2 separate regions of the Homo sapiens genome follow, and region 2 is linked to region 1. Evidence: read pairs that join two places in POLR2A ChIA-PET (ENCODE). Cell type or tissue: IMR-90. All regions are shown on one strand. Links, peaks and the distances in the headings refer to the core of each region. The heading gives the core; the rest is flanking DNA.

Region 1 (7,957 bases), core at 2,046-7,045:
CAGAAATAATACCACACATCTACAACAATCTCATCTTTGACAAATCTGACAAAAACAAGCAATGGGGAAAGGATTCCCTATTTAATAAATGGTGCTGGGAAAACTGGCTAGCCATATGTAGAAAGCTGAAAACTGGATCCCTTCCTTACACCTTATACAAAAATTAATTCAAGGTGGATTAAAGACTTAAATGTTAGACCTAAAACCATAAAAACCCTAGAAGAAAACCTAGGCAATACCATTCAGGACTCAGGCATGGGCAAGGACTTCATGTTTAAAACACCAAAAGCAATGGCAACAAAAGCCAAAATTGACAAATGGGATCTAATTAAACTAAAGAGCTTCTGCACAGCAAAAGAAACTACCATCAGAGTGAACAGGCAACCTACAGAATGGGAGAAAATTTTTGCAATCTACCCATCTGACAAAGGGCTAATATCCAGAATCTACAATGAACTTAAACAAATTTACAAGAAAAAATCAAACAACCCCATCAAAAAGTGGGTGAAGGATATGAACAGGCACTTCTCAAAAGAAGACATTTATGCAGCCAAAAGACACATGAAAAAATGCTCATCATCACTGGCCATTAGAGAAATGCAAATCAAAACCACAATGAGATACCATCTCACACTAGTTAGAATGGTGATCATTAAAAAGTCAGGAAACAACAGGTGCTGGAGAGGATGTGGAGAAATAGGAACAGTTTTACACTGTTGGTGGGACTGTAAACTAGTTCAACCATTGTGGAAGACAGTGTGGCGATTCCTCAAGGATCTAGAACTAGAAATACCATTTGACCCAGCCATCCCATTACTGGGTATATACACAAAGGATTATAAATCATGCTGCTATAAAGACACACACACACATATATTTATTGTGGCACTATTCACAATAGCAAAGACTTGGAACCAACCCAAATGTCTATCAATGATAGACTGGATTAAGAAAATGTGGCACATATACACCATGGAATACTATGCAGCCATAAAAAAGGATGAGGTCATGTCCTTTGTAGGGACATGGATGAAGCTGGAAACCATCATTCTGAGCAAACTGTCGCAAGGACAGAAAGCCAAATACCGCATGTTCTCACTCATAGGTGGGAATTGAACAATGAGAACACTTGGACACAGAATGGGGAACATCACACACTGGGGCCTGTCACGTGGTGGGGAGAGGGGGGAGGGATAGCATTAGGAGATATGCCTAATGTAAATGACGAGTTAATGGGTGCAGCACACCAACATGGCATATGTATACCTATGTAACAAACCTGCACGTTGTGCACATGTACCCTAGAACTTAAAGTATAATTTAAAAAAAGAGTAAAATAAATAAATAAAATAAAACCACAATGAGATACCATCAAAAAAAAAAAAAAGAAAAAGAAAATGTGTCAGGTTAAAGGGCAAAAAAAAAAACCCACCACCCCCAAACCCTACATTGCTTAATGCCACTGTTGCTTAACACCTTGATATTCATCCTATTAACACTGCTTTTCATTGTTACAAAACTCTTTTTGTGTTTGGTTTTTTCATTTTTTAAAAAAAACAGACCCAAAGCTTACAAAACTTCTTTTGTTTTGATATTCACTCTAATTAGTCTACTCACATGTGAACCCATTCCAGTTAGACTTTGGCTCTAAACTCTACTCCTACCTTACCAAAAAAGCTCTGGTCAAGGTCATCAATTTCTTCCATGTTCTAAATATTTAAAGTTTTTACATTTTTGTCTTTGATTTATCTGTATATTATTTTTGTATTTTTGTGGGGATAAATTTTAACTTTTTTCCATAGAAACAACCAATTGTATGAGCAGGTTTTGCTGTGTCTTTTACACTTTTTTTTTGGTAGAAGTCATAGTCAAGCACATTTTGCATCTGGAACCAGTATGTACCTACTACACACATAAATGAAACAAAAAATTCATGAAATCATGCCTATTCTTATCATGTGAAAAGCACTCTATCCTATTCACAACCCACTGATACATTGTGACCCTACTGCTTAGAAATAAACATTTATTTATAGTCTTTTTTTTTTAATCACTGGTTGGCAATGTTACCTCTTTGCAAAAATGGGAATGAAACCACCTTTGCAAAAATTATAACAGTGAGAGAAATCTAACCTTACTCCATCTTGCTTCCAACCTCACATGCTACCTGCCTCTATCGACTCTAAAACAAAAATGATAACAATCCCTTCCCAAAACTAGCCTTGAAACCACCTTTGTAAGACTAATGAAAGGCCCCAATATTAGAATTACGGGAGGGACCTAAATTCTGCTAAGCCAGTAGATGCAGTTAAACGATAACCAGCCATTGTTCCCTAGTTTGCCTTTCTATAATAATCTACTGCTCCAGAGGTCACAAGATTTGTATCTTCCCTAATTGCTCTGATAGATAACAACACTATTGTCAAAACCTAAGATTAGTCTTTGAGATATTTTTCAGACTTTTGTATTCTGGACACTGACTGACTCCACCTGGACCTGTGACTCACACCACTGAACTAATTCAACTGGTTCTGTGATCCCCACCCAGGAACTGACTCAGCACAAGAAGATAGCTAAACCTGCTATAATATCATCCCCAAGTCAATCAATCAGTGTCTCCCATTTCCTAGCCCTCTGCCCTCCAAACTGTCCTTGAAAAACCCTAACTTCCAACTTTTGGGGGAGGCTTGTATGAGTAACACTCCCACCCTGCTGCTTGGCTAGCCCTGCAATTATTAAACTCTTACTCTACTGCAATACCGCTGTCACAGTGAGTTGTTTTTTTCTCTGTAGTGGGCAAGAATAACCCATAGACACACCCATGTGTGTCTATTTCTAGGCTTTTCATTTTATTCAGTTGGTTTACTGAGCTATTTTTACATCGATACCTGAGGGAAGTGTTCCCAACCTGGCTCTTCCATATTTTTCTCAGTATTGCGGGACCTTTCCCTGTCCACTTAAAAATTTAAAATTGTGTTTCAAATTCAGTAAAATACCTTTTGGGATAATGACTGACATAATGAATTTTCAGATTAAGGCATCTATCCATGAAAATGATAAATCTACTTTTAAGATTTAATTTTCTTTTAATGAAATGATATAAATTTCTTTAGAAAGGTGATGCCCATCATTTATTATTAGATTTATTCCCAAGTACCTTATATTGTTATTTGCATTTGTAAATAACTTTTTTGCTAACAATATTTAACCAACTATATCAAAATTCAATTTGGGAGTGGGAGGTATATAGATGTTACATCCAGCAACTGTTGCTTAATACCTTGATATTAATGCCAATAGCTTGAACATTATTTTAGGTTTTCTCTACAAACTAATATATAATTTGTGAATAATATCAGTTTCATTTCTTCTCTTCCTATCTTTATACCTTTTCTATTTCTTATCTTACTACCTGTTTAGGACTCCTGGTGAAATGTTGAGGTGGTTACATAGGTATCCTTGGATCATCCTTAATGTTAAGGGAAATGTTTCTAAAGTTTCCTCATTTACTGATGTTACTTTATTTTTTGAGAAAGGGTCTCACTCTTGTCACCTAGGCTGAAGTGCAGTGGTGTGATCACAGCTCACTGCAGCCTTGCCTCCCAGGCTCAGGCAATCCTCCCACCTCCACCTTCCAAGTAGCTGGGACTACAGGCATGCACCACCATGCCCAGCTAAGTTTTGTATTTTTTATAGAGATGGGGTTTCAACATATTGCCCAGGCTAGTCTTGAACTCCTGGGCTCAAGCGATCCACCAGCCTCAGCCTCCCAAAGTGCTGGGATGACAGGCATGAGCCAACACACCTGGCTAGTTTCCTCATTTAATATGTTTATATCATAATTCCCTTTTATTTATGGCTTTAGTTTTTTCCTTAAATCATGAATGTGTAGTGAATGTCATCAAATGTTTTTCTGCATCCATTGGAGGATCATGTATTGTTCTTCTTTAATTCATAAATATACTACATCAAATTCATTAAATACATAAAACCATACTCATATTCTTAGAATAAGCACAACTTGTTAATGCTGTCTTAAAGCACTGTTAGATTAAATTTGCATCCTTGCTCATTCAGCCTGCAATTTTCCTTTCTAATGTCCTTTTTCTGACTTTCATATGGAGATTATTCTAAAATCTTAATATAAATTAGTTGAGGAGTATCCTTTTTTTTCTAGACTTCTTGGAAGAGTTGTACATAATTGGAAGCATCTGTTTCCCAAAAATTTTGTTAGAATTTGACTTTAAAACTGTCTGGATGTAGCAGATTTTATCAGTATGAAATACTCCTCTGTAGTTTTTACAGTATACGTTTTCTTAAAGCCTATTTTATCTGACATTAATATGGTCATTTTAGCATTCTTATGCTTACTGTTTGATTGCACCCATTTACCATTAACTTACCATGTCCATACTTAAAAGTATATTTTTTGGGGATGACAGATAGTTGGGTCTTGCTTTTCTTTTTTCTTTATAAAAGAAATATTGGTGGCCGGGCGCAGTGGCTCACGCCTGTAATCCCAGCATTTTGGGAAGCCGAGGTGGGTGGATCATGAGGTCAGGAGATCGAGACCATCCTGGCTAACATGGTGAAACCCTGTCTCTACTAAAAAATACAAAAAATTAGCTGGGCATGGTGGCGGGCACCTGTAGTCCCAGCTACTTGGGAGGCTGAGGCAGGAGAATGGCGTGAACCCGGGAGGCGGAGCTTGCAGTGAGCCAAGATCATGCCACTGCCCTCCAGCCTGGGCGACAGAGCAAGACTCCACCTCAAAAAAAAAAAAAAAAAAAAAAAAAAGAAATATTGGTAATCTCTGCCTTTCCATTGGAACATTAAAACCTATGCTGTCTGATACAATAGTCACTAGCTACATGGGTCTATTTAAAATTAAATTTAAATACATTACATTTTAAAAATAATTAAAAATGCAATTCCTTAGCTGTACTAACCACGTTCAAAGTGTTCATTAGCCATACAGCCAGTGGCTATGTATTTGATGATGCAGCTGTAAGTCATTTCCATCAGGGAAGAAAGTTCTATTGGACATTATTGTTTTGGATCATTTAATGCAATGACTGACATACTTAGATTCAGATCTATCACTTCATTTTTATTTCCTGTTTGGCCCAACTATACTTTGATTATTTTCCTAACAGCCTTGTGAATTATTATTTTTTAAATTCCATTTTGTGTAGATGTTTTCACTATACTTTTAAAAACTGTTTTTGGTGGTTGCTTTAGGAAAAACAATGTTTTAGTTACCTTTTTTTTTTCACAAGGTATTTAAGAATTAATGCTGTGCTACTTCACAAATTGCAGGTCTATTGCCTACACCCCCCCCCCCATTCTTTATGTTATAGCTGTCATATGCATTATGTGTACATACCTTATAAACTCACACAAAAATTTCATAATTTTTGCTTTCAAGTCATATGTATTTTTAAAAAATTAAGAGGGAAATAATCTCTTATATGTACTCAAATATTTATAATTCCTGATGCTTTTCATATTGGTAAAACCAAAACAAGTTTTATATTTCTATTACTAACATTAGACTTGGTAATAGAGAAACAGAGGATTAAGGTAATTCAAACCAATGCACCTTCTAAGAAAATCTTAAAAGCTGGGGGCAAAAACACGTATGTGTGTATCTGTTTGAGGCCATAAGAGAACTAAAAAGGCACAAAAAATTACAGTGCCAAGATCCAGGAGAAAAAGAAAATGAAGAGAGGTAAATCTTGAATTTGAGGCTACTTTTCCCTAGAGGTATCTGCTAACTGAAAAGAGAGGGCTGAGAGGTTGAGAATCTTTTAATAATCACATGAGGCTAGAGACACAAAAACTGGATTCTAGAGTGCACCAAACAACAGTGGCTCTGGTAAAGCTCCAAGCTTTAAGCTTGAAACAGGAGGACTACCTCCTAGGAGTAACTGTGAAACAGATGCAGATCGGTCACCAACAAGACTAAAAAGCCCAGTTTAATGTAATTGAATCTCTGAGAACTAATTAAGGTGACCCTAAATTTTCAGTAATCCTTACTAACATAAATAAAATATAATCTTCTCTGGAAAAAGAGAACATCATCCTGAGCCTCAAATGATTATTTATACATTTATATTCCTATATATGATACTCAAAGAATAGTCATCTTCAGAAAAAACTAGATAATTTTTTTAAATTTCTAGAATTAAAAATACAATAACCAAAATTAAGAATAATAATAAATAAATAGGTTTAATAGCAGATTAGATACGGGTAAGGAGATAATTTATGGCATAAAATATAAGTCAGAAGAAAACACCCAGAATAAAACATAGAGACAAAAAGATGTAAAACACAAGCAAAAGTATAATTCAGCAATGCATACTGAGTAGGTCTAGCATATGTACTTGAAGTCCCAGAAAAAAGGTGAGAGAGAATGGGTACAGAGCAATATATGAAAAGATAATGGCTAAGTGACATCAGTGAAAACGGCAGAGTAGGGACCTCTAGAGGCTGGCACTCCCCAGAAGCACTAAAAACTTGGCAAAAAAAACCTATCACAATCAACCTCATCAGAACTCTGGAAGACAGTCAAAGGTTTACAGCAACCAAGTGAATGTTTAATCAGAAGAAAGGTTACAGAAACAAGGTAGGCGATCATTATGGTCTTTTCACTTACCCTAGACATCCACCCCACTCTCAAGCACAGTGGCAGTCTTCAAGATGGCAGCCCACGTTCCCACTGTTAATACTTGGTTCTAGAGGAGTCAAGTGGACCTTGCTCCCAAGGAATTTTGTCTGATTGTTTTGCAACTGACTGAAGTTTCCTTTGAGGTCAGCTGCAAGGGGCTTTCCTTTGTTTTGACTAATTTTAAACTCTTATCAGGATAGTGCAGCTATGCAGTCACTGAAATCAGTGAAAGCCAAGCATACAAGCTGCTGGCCCCTGGGATAAATAGTAATAGCTGGGTCAAACAAAACACAAGCTGAAAGCCCAAGAGGAAAGTCCAGGGAGTCAGACATTTTGGGGGAATAGATGCTTTGAAAAGCTATTGCATATAAAGAGAAATCTAGAAATCCATGAGCATGCTCAGGGCAGAATACATACCCAGAAAAAACCTGGGAAGATCATAAGCTTTTACCTCTGGCTGGTCTTCAGGCTCTGTGCAAGCAGCAAATGAAGGCTAAGGTAAAATTGTAAATTGCCTGGCTAAGTGTTGAAGCCATATCCAAACACTGAGTCAACCTACAAAGATCTGAAGAGTATTTTTTTCTTTTCTTTTTTTCCTTTGGATACCATAATATTCAAAATACCCAGTTTTCAACAAAACAAAATATGAAACATGCAAAGAAACAAGAAACTCATTCTCATTCTCACAATAAAAAAAATTAACAGAAACTGTCCATGCTACAGCACAAACACTGGACTTATCAAAGACTTTAAATCAACTGTCTTAAATATGTCCAAAGAGCAAAAAGAAACCAGTGCAAATAACTAAGAAAAAGGAGAAACACAATGTCTCAACACATAAATAGTTTAAAAATATATTATCATAAGGATCCAAACAAAAACACTAGATCTGAAAAGTACAATAACTGAAATAAAAAAATCACTACAGGGTTTTTAACAGCAGATCTGAGCAGAGAGAGAAAAGAATCAGCAAACTTGAAGATATGTCAAATGAAACTGTCCATTTTGAGGCACAGAAAGAAAACAGAATGAAGAAAAATAAACAGAACCTAAGAGACTTATGGAACACCATCTAGTATACCAACATATGCATAATGAGGGTATGAAAGGAGAGGAAGAAAGAAACATAGAGAATACTGGGAGAAAAAACAGTCAAAAACTTCCCAAATTAGACCAAAGACAAACTTACACATCCAAGAAGCTCAATGAAATTCAAAGATAAACTCAAACAGATCCACAATAAGACACTCTATACTGACGCTCTATTTAAAAAAATAAATAAAA
Region 2 (7,957 bases), core at 1,172-6,171, 66 kb before region 1:
AAGGAAAGTTTCTCTTTCCCTGTGATTCTAGTTATTTTCTATCTGTCATTCAGCTGTGGATAAGTCCTAGTCTTACTTAATTTTTAAAAAATATTTGAAGATATTTTCTCTAGTAATGGATTCACTGAAAAGTAGGATTCCAAGTAATACAACTTATTAAATGGTAAAAGAAACAAAGAGAAATCAATAACCAATATAAAAGATTCTTCAACAACAAAGTAAATAATCAAACATTAAAATTCAATGTGAGGCTAGGAATGAAACAGGAAGCTATTCTATACTCTAGGAGAATCTGTCTGCTGCTCATGTCAATGAAAAAATTCTAAAAAGCAATGTCCTGAGGTGGCACATCATTCAGGTAAGGTGAGAGGAAGGAAAGACTCACCTTTAAAACATAGGTACTACATTAAAAGAACAAGAAATTCCTGAACATTGGGAGAAGCTAAAAAAATTAAAATAAATAAAAGAATAACAAGGGAAATTCTCTAATTAATTTTATATACATGTATGTATACATATAGCTTGTGTGTGTGTGTGTAGCTTCCAAAGGCAAACTCAGGATAAAGGGTATCTGTTAGAACAGAAAGTACAGAGAAGAGTCCAAAAATTATAATAATTTCTACTGGCAGATGAATAATATAGATAAGAAGCAGTTCTCAGATATAACAATTTATATTAATTTTATATAGTGAAACTAAACGTCTAATTTCCAAAAGTAGGATGATTCATTTTGCAGCCAGTCCTAATTCTGCTCTTATGTACTTTCTCATTTTCCTTTTCTCTTCACACTTATGGTCAAAGGTGAAAGTTCCTTGCAGTTCTCCCACACCTTCCTGCTTTAACAGAGGATCTGTGATCCTCTATTAAAAAAACTCTGAATACGTTTCCAATTTCCTATAATATTCATCTAAAATGATCATCATATCCAAAAGTTTGCTAAAAACTAAAGGACTGAAGTTAAGAGAAGCTCTAGGGACACAAGGCTATGGACAACTAATCTTTCTTATACCACAATTCTCTGAGAGAAGGTTAAAGAGAATGGGTTAAACAAACAATGGTATTGTTCCTATTGCATGTTCAACATAGTTTTTCTCATTTAGACCTTACAGTAATTAAAGGGGTAGGTATTATCTTTGATTCAGAGATGAGGCAATGACATTCACTAAGGCTATGACCCTTTCAAAAGGAAACACAGATGTGAATCTGGGATTCAAACCTAGGTCTGACTATAAAGCTCATGCATGTACTTTTAACCAAGCCTTCCAGGAGGCAGCAGAGGGAGTGAAATCAATAATGCCAAATAAATGTAAGTTATCATCATCATTCCTTAGGGCGAAGTACAGGAAGGAGATGCATCTAGAGGGACTCTGTACGATCTGCTGGACCTGGGACTCATGGGGAAAAGGGTGAGAAGATTGGCAGTGGTGAAGAGAAGACATGAAATGGAGAAATGCAATCAGATATTTCTCAGAGGACCTGTGCCCAGATATAGCAGGTTCCAATGGATGAAAGAATTTCCTGATGGGGCAAACTGCATTATCCCCCAAGCAGTTTTGAGGACTAGACCTACAGCAGCCTAAGTTCTGAAACTCATTCTCACTAAATTGGACAATAACTGCATCGATCTGTGATTTTATGAGAAAAACAAGGTGCTAGAAGCTTAAAACATAGGTAGACTGATAAAAGCAATACTCTAACATTGGCTGACAGCTCAGGCTCTGGAGGCAGAATGCTCGGGTTCAATCTGTGGCTCTTCCACTCATTAGCTATACAGTCTTGTGAATGTTATTTAAATTCTGTGTTTCAGTTTCATCATCTGTAAAAATGGGATAATAACTGTACCTACCTGAAAAGGTTGTTGTGTGAGGATGAGATGAGAGAATCCTGGTAAAGCAATTAGCACTAAGTTTGACATACAATAAATCAATTCAATAAATATCATTTCTTATTATTATGTTGACAATAACATTTTTTCTGTTTTACTAATACAACAGTACTATCATGTGTTCCTAATATATATGATGCTTTGTGTTTTTTATCCTCAAGACTTGAACTGTAGTTAGAAGTAAAGTAAGTTGGAGAGGCAGCCGAGATTTCTGAGATAAGCTAGACACAGTTCAGAGGTATACTCTGAGCCTATGGCCGAGCCACTTACCTTTCTACCTAGTCATTTTCCTATAAAGCTCTGCTGTTTGGCCGGACACAGAGGTTCATGCCTGTAATCTTAGCACTTTGGGAGGCTGAGGCATGTGGATTACCTGAGGTCAGGAGTTCAAGACCAGCCTGGCCACCATGATGAAACCCTGTCTCTACTAAAACATAAAAATTTGCCAGGCATGATGGCAGGTGCCTATAATCCCAGCTACTCAGGAAGCTGAGATGTGAGAATCACTTGAATCTGGGAGATGGTGGTTGCAGTGAGCCGAGATCGTACCACTCCACTCCAGCCTGGGCAGCTGAGTGAGACGTCTCAAAAAAAAAAAAAAAAGAAAAAAAAAAGGATAAAAAAAAAAAAACTCTGCTGTTCATAAAATTTAGGCTTAGGAGAATCATCTTATACCTGAGGCTCTACTCAGTGACCCATATGTAATAAGAACCCATCATCATTCTCTCACTCTCATAGAGTTATAAATCCCTTAATGGAAAAAAAAAAAAACTTTAGTAAAGAAAATGATCCCCTCTCAATACCCCCCTCCACACACATTCAGAAATCTCTTATCCTTTCAGGTTTCCTTCTTTTAACAGAACTTACTTTCACTCTTAAAGTGGGGAACAGTCATGGAGATGATGGGCTATCAAGCAGACGAAAGAACAGACAGAAGTCTGAGGACACTGAAGAGAAACCTCACAATTAGCTACCCTGTTTCATTTACCTTTAAACAGCATGTCCCAGGCAAATAAAACCTATATGACAGAGGTGTTTTCCCCATGTTTTAGCTGAACACAACTGAACAAAAGAAATCGGACTACAACTAGTGCTTCACCAGATATATATATATATATATACACACACACACACACACACACACACACACACACACACCACACACACTTTTTTTTTTTCTTGAGGAAACAGTGTGAAAGGAGGTGATGACAGAGCTAAGGGACTATAATATTCTAACCCAAGTTGCTAATGTGTCTTCTGGATTTTATGTGAGTAAAGTTTCCCCTAGAATTTAAACAACTGATTTACAAATAACTATAAATTTAATTCCCCCCCTTTTTGTAATTAGGGAATGAAAAAGATATAAACTGGCATTTGGCCTTTTATTCAGAAAAATACGTAAATATTTTATAAACGGTCTTGTTACCCACATATTATCTTGATGATTCTAGTTCTATCCTACAGTTACAAATCACATATTTTCTTTCTCTTCTAAATAATTTCAATATATGAAGACTACAGTATATAAACCATATGTATCTTATTCACTGAATCATAAATGATTACATAAATAATCAATACTTAATAAAAATGCAGCCTATAACTTCACGGCATCTAGCAGATATCTGGAACCTACAACAAAAAGACAAGGCATTTTAGAACAAAATTGAGTACGTGGAGGGGGAAGATGTCTGGCAATAACCTGAATTCATCTATTCAAACACAGGTCTGCAAAGAAAGTAAAGACTCTTTGGCAGCCAACATTTAATATTACGACTTAAAGGCTAATTTGCAGATCACATAGCAATAAACAGCTATTAGAGAGATTAAATGGTCTAAGTAAAATAAAGAGCTTATCTTTTATTGTAAACTAATAGTCTTCTTCATTCACTGAAAGAAAGAACATCTGAGTTCTTACAAAATAAAGCTCAAGAAAAAAAATCTTATATACCCTAAGTGAATTCCTACAAGAAATGAGGATTGGAGGGTATGATTTTCTCGTAAGAATTCATGACTAGAAGCCATAAACTGTAGCTAACCGGCTATGATTCCTCTACATCCTACAAATGGTAGACATTTCAAAAAGGCTCCTTTAAGACATAAAGACATCAATTATTCCCTAACGGCATCCCAAGTAAAAACAGGCTGCCAACAGTCAGCATGCTGGCACAGCACCAAAGACTGTGAATTTTAAGCAAGGGCAGTGAAAAGACTGAGTATCTTGAGAACTAGGTTCTTAATGACTGGAGGTGGATTAGTTAAATCTGTTCAAGTAATAAGGGCAGGGTAGAAAAAAAATGGCCTAGTCATTATGATTCCTTTGGTATTTATGGTAATAAACATGAATCATGATGAACTCACTGGCTATTAAACGCAGAGGTCATAAGTACTTCGATAGGATTTCCACAGGAATTCACCGTTAATTAGCTGGATCATTATTTGAAAGTGTTACTGAATTATCTTAGCATTTGTGCAGCCATTCCCCTCAAATTGGTCATTCCCAGCTGAGGGCAGTTAATGCCTTAACAAACTGGTCATTAACTCCAGTAACTGATTTTGTGGGAATTATTGCACTTATAAAGTACATTCAAGAGTTTATAAGAAACATTGCATCTTTTTTTCTTTTTAAAGAAATTTACAGCTGTAGTTCAGCTGGAGCAGCTGAAGGAGAAAAAACTATCAGCTCTCTGGGCTGCTCTCACAATCGATTTTCTGCCAATTAAAGGGCAAAACACATGCTGATGGGTTTTGAATTTTAAAATGTCTTCAGTTTTTTCATCTGTGAAGTGATCAGTAAAAACACCATTCAATTACTAATTTTGTAAGACACTTGGGATTTTTCATTCACAGTTCAGTCAAGCAGAAATACGAGTTCTGAACATGAGAACTCAAAAGCCAAATTTCCGCTTCTGCAGTAGATCCAGCCCAACACTGTGAAAACAAAGTGAGAACACAAGTTATGGGCCACATTATTAGCCAGATTCTCATTCCCTTCTATACTCTATGTCTTCTTCTTTCAAAGTGGAACACTCCCTTTGATGTCACAGAGGCTCCATGAAAAGATAATAGAAGTGGGAATATAAGCACACCTATATTAGGATAGAATAGCATTAAGGTGATATATTACCCCTGGAAAGTCTATATGAATACAACGTGCTTCAAAATTTGCAGGTGTCTTTACATTTATTACGGAGTGAGAGCCCCTAAAGTTCTATCAATACAGTGAAAATGCCACAGGTGAAAACCACCACTTAAAAGATAATTGCAACAATTATTGAACATGTTAACTACACACTGACATAGACTAAAAACACATTGAAGCTATATCAGAACATCTTTGATACATGTTTCCATATAATTTTATGCTTAACTTATTAGAGCATATACTGCAGATATATACTCAATATAAACAGATAGCCTTAGTTTAAACTTGAATTTGCACAGACCAATGTTTAAGACTGTAACTACATTGGATGATCTCTTTTATAATATATTTGTCTATAGTCGAGATTTGAGATGAACAGATAAAAACCAACAGTTGTTAACCAACAGTTAAGGGGAAAAAATAACATAATTTATAGGTTACAAAGATCAGTATGAAAACATTAAGTACAACAATAGTTTCTGAGGTACAGTGGTTCACGGATAAGTAATTTTTTATGTCCAATTATTTAATTTTAAAAGTATGAGAAACTAACATTGCAGATCTACCAGTAAGCTAAACATTGTTTTTAGAGATAGTCACTAAATGAGTACTCTTATATAGAACATTTTTGATAGATTTTCATTTGTTTTAGTATGTACAACTGTACATTTTGCCACACAGCTTATTTTTCATCATATCTTCAATTATTTTATTATGTCTTCTGTAGAATTTTTATTACATCCATAGAATACAAGTTATTTGCAATAAGATCTAAAGAATACACATACTTGTGGTACAAATGATAAGGATCAAAATAAAGCCCTTAACAATGACTGCTTTCTAGCCTGTATGTCCAAATCATTGACTTAATATGCTTTGGCCAAATTTTACCATCTAGAAATGGAGACACCCTAGGCAATATTCACACACACACAGTATTGGAACCAGCTGGTGACAGAAGAATCTTAAGAAAAAAGGCTTCTTGATTTAATTGGGAAAACAGGAGGAAGCATAAATTTTACTGCCATTAATAACTTCAAGCAATCTTGATATGAGTCTACCTCACCCTGACGGCGAGACATGTGCTTTCTGTTAAACTGTTTGCCACTTCTGACCCCTATTGTTTGCTCACTTGATCAGGTAAGAAAATGTAGGTTTATTTATAGGATAAATGAGGCCTATTAAAATTGAGAAACAGTGTAGTAGTCTATGAGGAGTTGTGTTCTGAAACAGATGTGTGAAATTCCATAACAGTTCGGTAATAAACAGAACAACCAAACCAATTTATTTTTTAAAAAATCTACTTTAAGTTTCTTAAAGAAACTATCATAAAGGCAACCTAGTTTCAAAAAAATGGAAAACACTTCATTTTGCTTGGAAATCATTATTCTGACCATTTCCAAACAGTTTTTAATAAGTCAGAAAAGGCAAAATGTTGCTTTCTTCACAAAATAAAGTTTCATTTTTTCATTCTTTATGATGCTGTTGGTAAATTAAAAGTTAGATCATATTAATATAAAGTAAATAAGTGAATTTAAAATTGTGGAAAAATTTCAAAGGTGTTCAGAAGTTAACTTTGTCAATTTTCTTTTAAAGACATATGACAGAATGGTCAAAGGAAATAACCCTTAGTTTTTATATGATCAAAGTTTAGAGTTCAACAGTATCTGCTCTGGTGATCTCCAAAAATAAGGGAAATCAGACTTGTCTAAACCGGAAGAAATCAAACATTTGTCACTTAACTCTTGACCTGGTCTGACTCCTTACATGCTGATGAAACTGTTCTACAGCTCTGTAAAATGCCCCAAACCCATATTACCTAAATGTAATCTAGACAAAAATGAATCAGGTGCCATTCTTACTCTCAAAATCAATTTTGGGTCTACTCACAGAATAGAGAAACATTTATATCAATATGGAACACCTTAGAAACTCTAATTTGTCTTCCAATGAAGACAATATGGTCTAACATTACTGACTAAAAATTAGACCTTTTGAAATTATTCACATAAAATTGTGAAACAGGCCTGATGTGCTATTGAATTTAGGAGTCCCAATTTTCCTGTCATAACCAATAACATTAGTTTCTGCACAAGCCAGCCATGCAAACTGGCACAGATTTAAAACTCTTAAAGTTAGAAGAATCAAAATTTACACAGGTAGAACTCAGAATCAAAATTTAAATGATGGCTCAAACCTTCATACTAGTAGCTTTCAGTGCCATACGTTTATCACTGACCAGGGTGGCTCTGCTGATTAAAAGATAACTTTAAGAAATATGTCAGAGCTATTAACTTTTTTAGTTAATTTGCATAGGTTTATAAATTATATATGAAAATGCTTAACACAAGTACACCAGATGAATATTCACTTATTCTAAGTATAGAAAAGCTTAGCAACATCTATTGGTAACACTACTAATTCCTCAGTTTTTAAGGATGAGAAACATTCTCATCTCTGCTTATAAATGAGCTAAGGAGGTATCCCAAGGCAGGGTAATTCTGTGATACTGGGTTCTAATTATATGGACTTCTGAATACGTTTAAAGAACAGTTTACTAACCTAGGATTAAGACTGCCATTTCATCTATTTGAACAGTGGTTCTCAAACTATCTGTGGTGGTGAGCCAGGTTTTTTCATTTCTTCCCCTAACATTTTTATTAAAGTACAATAAAAATGAAATTAAACAAAAGATATATAAAATAGAAGATGCAAATTTTTATTATTACATTCAGCAGACAAAATCTTATTCAGTCAAACTGCTATATGTGTCTAAGTGCTTACTTTCAATTTTTGGACTTACTCATTATAGACCAGTAACAACCAATAACAAATAGACCAAGTATTGCTCTGTGGACCATACTTTGAGTATCACTGTATTAGAAGATTCCTGCCCTGAATTCACTGATACATGAGAAAGCTATAAA

Evidence for each region. ChIA-PET counts read pairs that join two places held together with the same protein. Peaks named below come from ENCODE experiments on the same cell type or tissue, not always from the same donor. Only the 100,000 strongest peaks of a DNase experiment are listed, where the experiment ranks them.
Region 2: POLR2A ChIA-PET joins it to region 1 with 13 read pairs; 3 of 35 experiments call an interaction of 5 or more read pairs at or near these places.

Annotation. Positions count from the first base shown.
Region 1 is chr1:170,060,843-170,068,799 of GRCh38, forward strand. All of the region lies in intron 1 of KIFAP3 (kinesin associated protein 3), which reads right to left. Among named protein-coding and RNA genes, the nearest start is that of KIFAP3, 9.9 kb to the right of the region's middle. In IMR-90, for the core only: no CTCF peak of the experiment used is centred there; no DNase peak of the experiment used is centred there.
Region 2 is chr1:169,995,395-170,003,351 of GRCh38, forward strand. The region is part of intron 10 of KIFAP3 (kinesin associated protein 3); the gene reads right to left. Among named protein-coding and RNA genes, the nearest start is that of KIFAP3, 75 kb to the right of the region's middle. RefSeq lists an enhancer at 7,818-7,957. In IMR-90, for the core only: no CTCF peak of the experiment used is centred there; a DNase peak (open chromatin) is centred at 4,207; H3K27ac peaks cover 144 bases.